Regions from separate parts of the Homo sapiens genome. Here region 2 is linked to region 1. Evidence: chromatin loops called from intact Hi-C (ENCODE). Cell type or tissue: pancreas. All regions are shown on one strand. Links, peaks and the distances in the headings refer to the core of each region. The heading gives the core; the rest is flanking DNA.

What was found. A loop is a pair of places that touch in the nucleus more often than their neighbours do. Peaks named below come from ENCODE experiments on the same cell type or tissue, not always from the same donor. Only the 100,000 strongest peaks of a DNase experiment are listed, where the experiment ranks them.
Region 2: a loop joins it to region 1, with 2.4 times the contacts of the local background. A loop is called at or near these places in 3 of 110 quality-filtered maps.

The regions. Positions count from the first base shown.
Region 1 is chr11:13,008,266-13,011,165 of GRCh38, reverse strand. RASSF10 (Ras association domain family member 10) reads right to left here and starts at 1,850. Exons shown (of 1, transcript NM_001080521.3): 1 at 1-1,850. The coding sequence starts at 1,589. The coding sequence ends at 66. RASSF10-DT (RASSF10 divergent transcript) reads left to right here and starts at 2,050. Exons shown (of 4, transcript NR_187419.1): 1 at 2,050-2,539. In pancreas, for the core only: no CTCF peak of the experiment used is centred there; DNase peaks (open chromatin) are centred at 365, 545, 1,215 and 1,535; H3K4me3 peaks cover 554 bases; H3K27me3 peaks cover 372 bases.
Region 2 is chr11:13,073,731-13,076,630 of GRCh38, reverse strand. No RefSeq gene overlaps it. Among named protein-coding and RNA genes, the nearest start is that of RASSF10, 66 kb to the right of the region's middle. RefSeq lists an enhancer at 2,285-2,900. In pancreas, for the core only: no CTCF peak of the experiment used is centred there; no DNase peak of the experiment used is centred there.

The DNA.
Region 1 (2,900 bases), core at 308-2,807:
CCCACTGCATTCTGCAAGAAAAAAGAATCCCCCTGTTCCCGCCCCCCGCCCCCCGCCCCCCACCCCTACACAAGGGATTCGCACATGGGCAAGGAGTCCGAGTCTTGGCTATGCATAGAGCTCAGTCCCGTATCCGAGTCTTCGTCGTTGCCAGGACCGCTCTTGGCCAGTCCACGGGCCTGGTCCACCCACATGTCGGCGCAGGCTTGAGGCCCAGGTTCCCGCGAGGGACTGCCAGAGCCAGGAGCCCCATCCGGTGCCACCGTCAGCTCCAAAGTGTGCAAAGTTTGCAGAAGGCCCTGTAGCTCGCGCTTCTTGCTGTCCCATTGCTGCTGGCTGTAATCCAAGTCCGACTTGACGGCCTCTAGGTCCGTGTTGAGCCGCAGCCCAATGTAAAGGCTGGTACTGAGCTGCGTCCTGACCCGTTCCTGCTCCAGCAGCAGCTCGCCGTCGGGGCCACCGTCGGGCTCCAGGGGCTCCTCCCGCGCCGCCAGCTCCTCCTGGCGCCGTCGCATCCACCTCTGGTTGAGTTCCTCCTGAATCTCGGCTGAAAGGCGCTCCAGCAACTCCTCCTGCTGAACCCGTTGCTCCTGAAGCCGCAGCAAGTCGTCGCAGCGCCGGGCCAGCTCCTCCAGCGCCGCCGCCTGCGCCTCGCCGGCTAGAGGGGGCGCCGCCGCCGCCTCCTCCGCCTCCGCCGCCACCTCTTCTGGCTCCTCTCCCGGTCTGGACCCGTCGAGCTCGATGCCTGCCCCAACCAAGTAAGTGTCCTGCACGTAGTTGACCCCGTGACGCCGCATGCGGTCCAGGTGCACCTTGGCCTCGTAGTGATCGATCTCGCGGTCCAGCTCGTGGAGCCGCTGCACCTGCTGGCGAATTGTGTGGTCCTGGGAAAGCACCAGATGCACCAGCGTCTCCATGCGCTCCACCGACGCGCTCTCGTGGGTCCGCGGCGACGAAGAGCAGGACGAGGCAGTGGACGACGAAGTGGACGAACAGGACGACGGTGTCTGCTGCTGGCGCCGCCGGTTGAGCTTGGCCAGTTTGCGAAAGGCCTTGCGCACCACTCGCCGCTGTTTCTCCTGGGTCATGGCCAGGCTGGGCCGCGCCGGGGCCCCGCGGGCCGGACAGGGGCGCTCTCGGCTCAGCACTACGCGCGCCTCGGCGCTGCGGGGGCCGGCGTTAGGCAGCGATGCCTCGCTGCGCACTAGCACGAAGCGCACATTCTCTTGCTCTTCGCCCCAGGCAGCCCAGAGGCGCAAGATGCGCGTCTTGTTGGGGAGGATGCGCTCAAAGCCGCGCCACTTCTCCACGATGCAATAGCACTGCGGGGGCCCGCACAGCATGCCCTGCGGCAGCGCCTCGTCGTCGTCCTCGTCGTCCTCGTTCGGGGGTTCGGGCAGCTCTCCCGGGCCATGCGGGTCGCCGGCCGACCCCAGCCGCCGGCTCCGCCGCTGTCTCCGTCGCCGCCGGCAGCCGTCCTCCAAAAGCACTCGCACAACGTCGGAGCAAGTGGTGCGGCGGGAGAGGCCGGACACCAGCTTCTCTTCCTGGCAGATCCACACCGATATCTTCTTTTCCGAAGGATCCATGGCGCAACCAGGGCGCAGGTGGCAGGTCCGGCCGGGGTCTGCTGGGGCGGCGAGGACAGCAAGGGCAGCCCAGTAGCTCTGGGATGGGAGAGGAGCCCGTGCCCCCCTCCGGCGGCTGCACTAGCCCTGTTCCCCCGCTGCGCACCGAAGGCAGGCTGGAAAGCGACTGCGGCTGTGGTCGCGGTTGCGGCTGCGCTCTGCCCGGACGACGGGCGCTCCCGGGGCAACGCGCCCAGGACCGGCTCCCGCCGCTCTGGCTCTGCCCAAGGTGCCCGGGACCTCCGGGTTTTGCTCCTCCCCACGTGGCTCCACCCCTTCCCGCCCCCAAGGCCCAGAGCTGTGGCTGGAAGTGCAGGAGGCTCAGGGCCCAGGCCCGCCCCTCGCAGCCTTGCCGCGCCCCGTGCGCCCTGTCCGCCCCTCGCTCGCATTGCAGGCATCCTGAGTCTCGGCCCTTTTCGCCAAATCGCTGCTCTGCCGCGCGCCTACGCAAGGAAAGATTCAAGGGTCCCTCCACTTCAGGGAGTGGAGCCCGCGCCTCGGCACGGATCAGCTGTGCGTCTCCTTTGGCCTACTGGCTCCTCTGCTTGTGTCTATAGCTAGCTGGACGCATCGTGACTTTATCTTCTCATCTTTCCTGGCGCCCCCAGACGCATTTCCTGGTCCCTCGAGGCAGCGGCGTCTGGGGAGTGCACTTTGCACAGACAGGGAAACCGAGGCACTCAGCGGTCTCCAATGGAGACGCTGTAATCGCATTCCACGACCAGCTAGCGCTATAAGCGCTGCCTCTAAAGCGGAAGGCCTCCCAGTCCTTCTCGACAGGAAGCAATATTTGCATATCTAAGGAGAACAAGATTCGGCAATGTGCTCCGGGAGCAAGTGCAGGCATGGAACGGTATGGGCTGGAGGGGGACAGACCTTCAGAGGCGGCTGCCCGTTCCCTGTAGTGTCACGTAAGTGGGTCTCCACGTCACCTTCACCTCAGCTTCCCACAGCCTTTTTGGGAGAGGGGCTCCTCATTCTAGTGGGAGTTCAGGGCCCAGACCCAAGTCACAAGCTATTTTTATGCTTTCCACCTCCATAAGGGGAAACTGTGAAGGCTTCTGGCATTTTCTAATATTCAGATGTGGTCCAGAAGAGATAACAGCCAAGCTTTACAGTGCAAGAAACCCAAGGCCACAATGCAAATGAACTTGTTTCATCCTTAACTGCTGATGAGGATGGTCCACTGAGTGCAAGGTTTGCCCTGAACTTGTCCTTGTGAGCACAGGTGTAATAATAAGCTCACTCCCTTTCTTCAAGACCTTAGATGGC
Region 2 (2,900 bases), core at 112-2,611, 66 kb before region 1:
CCATGACAGCACCACGCTGTGCAACTCCCCCACAAGGAGGTGGTGTCTGATGCCCACCCATCGAGTGTGTGCTTCTGGGAATGGGGGAGTTGTAGAGTCACTTCCCTTTGTCCTCCAAGACTGAGGTTGGGGCTCTGGGGGCTGCATAGGGTGGGCTATGCAGCTCCTGGCCTGGTCTGCCTTAGGTAGGTCACAGCACAGCTGTCCTCAGAGATCAGCAGCTGGAAAGACACTTTGCCTGCATGTTTTGCCAACACACTTGAATTTTTTCTGCCAAGCAGAATGATTTACTTGTATGTCTTCATCGAGGGCAATTATTTTTTAGCACCTTGCTGGGCAAGCTGGGTGATCTCATCACAGAGAAGATCCTATGAGAGCCTGTCTCACTTGGAACAAAAGTAAGAAAAGTGGCCTCCCTTCTCCTGTCTCCATCCAGAAATTCTCTTCTCTCTCTGGCACTTCACACAGAGATGAGGGGCCTGCCATTTTTCCCTTGAGAGCCACTTGTTCACCCATGAAACTCATCAAGGATGATACTTTAAAAGCACCTCCCTTTTGGAGAGAGACCGTTTTTCTTTGTGAGAGAGAAAGGAAGAGCATTTCAGATCTCCTGCCTTTTAAATTAAAAAAACAAGTAGTGTAAAACATTATTCGGTGAGCAAACCTGACACTAAACGTGTCTTAGATTTCCAGATGTAGATAGCTGGGTGGAGAAAAAAGAGAAGAATGGAAAAGAGGCAAGACCAATGAAGGACTCTGGCAAGAAAAGAATCCATGGAAAAGAGGGAGAAGTGGAAACACAGAGATGGGGGTCACTGGTGCTGAGGAAAAAGGAGAGGGAGAGACAGGGCAGGAGACAGACGGGGAGAGATACCAGGCAGAGAGGGAGCGGGAGGGGAAATGAGGGCAGAGGGCCTCACATCTCAAACACATGGGATCTAAACACCACTGAGGCACACAAGCAGCCAAGCTTAGTGGGCAGCTCTAGAAAGCATGGGGCTGGAGGTGGAGTTTAGGGCACATCTGCTGTGGGTGATTGTTGGGTCAGCAGGAGAAGAGACAGCAAGTAAAGGAGAGGTTAGGAATTGAAGCAGCCTCCTGATTCTCCCTTTTCTTGCCAGTTTCTCTAAGAAGGCATCCATTCCAGCTTTTTCCACCTCCTCGCTGCCTTCCCACCTCCCACTCCTACTGCCCCTCCATTTGGACTCACTCCCACTGACCCTGCCGCTACAAGGCTGCTGTGGGCCAGATGTGTGGCTTTTTCTCAGGAAGATTTCCTCTTCAATCAATGCCTCCTCCTTCCTCTCCTTCTGTGGCTCCATCACCATGGAGGCAGTTTCATGGGACACGTAGATTCCCATACCAGTTGTGCTGCTTATTCATTGTTATACCTGAAACATGTCGCTTGCCCTCTTTGAGTTTTCCCATCTGGAAATTTGTGCAAACAATAGATAGCACTTAGCCTGCTGCCAGCACTGGATCCTGAGGGTTCTGATGGAAGTGTGTGTTTATGTGTGGTAAGAGTAAAGGAACATGATAAAGCGCTGTGAACTGTGGACTGATCTACAAATAGGACTTATTACTCTGTTTCTTCTGCTTACTATCCCGGTCCTCCAACCCCCAAACCAACCTCTGCTCTTTCTTCTTTAACTCATCACCTGTGAACAAACCTTCCCCAAGACTTGTTTTATACTCTCTTCAATTCCTAATCTCTCCTTTGCAGACTCAACCATCACCCAGGGCAGACAACTCCCTAACCTCCATCTCCAGCTCCATGCTCTCTAGAGCTGCCCTCAAGGTGTGGCTGCTTGCGTGCCTCAATGGTGCTTTAGATATCACATGTCTGAGATGGGACAGATAGAAGGCCTCACTTTGCCCTCAAACCAGCTCTTTCTTCTAGAGGAGTGGAAAAGCCACCGGTTCTATGGATAGACAGACTTGGTTTCAAACCCCAGCAATGCTGTGGATTGCCTTGCAGCAATCTTCCTGAGTTTCAGTTTGCTCACCCACAAAATGGGAACAATAAAGCCTCACTGAGAAATAGTATGAGGACTCAGAGTGATGAAATACTAAATAACAGCACATGCAAGGCGAGGCCAAGAGGGCACATCTGGGGCTCTCTAGACCCACACTGTAGCTGCACACTGCAGAATCTCTATTCTGCAGCCACTTCTCAATCACCATAAGTGTGGGGTTGCAGGAAGACACTCCTTTTGGCAGGATGGCAGGCCTGACTCTAGCAAATTGTCAAAATAACATAGAGGTCAAGAGCACAGACTCAGGAGCCAAATCTTGGCTTAACCACTTACTAGCTGTGTTGCTTTAGGCAAGTGAGTTAACCTCTCTTGTGCCTTAGTTTTCTTGTCTGTAAGATGGGAATCATAACTAGTAACCTTCCCCACAGGATTGTATGAGGATTAAATCAGATAAAGTCATGTGGGCTGCTTACAACAGTGAAGCAGTACCATATAAGTGAAGACAGTACCATATAAGTATTTTGTTTAACAAGTGTTATGTTTGTTATTAGTGACATTGTTTATCAAAGGTTGCATGTTCATTTGTTACTTAAGAGGTTTTGAGGGCCTAGTGGCACCTAGAAAATGGGAGGCCTGAGCACCCCATTGTGCCCTGTGCCAAGCCTTACTTCACCTTCTGTTGCACCGTAATCATCTCTCTGAAGTGAGACCAGGAGGACGTCCATCCCCATCCATTTCCCTCCTATGCCACCTTGGAGCCCTGATGTGAGCCAATTGCTTTGGCCACAACATGCATCCAGGCCAGTGACATCACCAGGCGAGAAGAACATGCTGGTGCGGGCAGGGGGATGACGTGCAGGGAGGGATGGAAAGTCCCACCAGAGCCCTGCTTTTCCTGCCCTTTGATGTGCGCAGCAGCTCCAG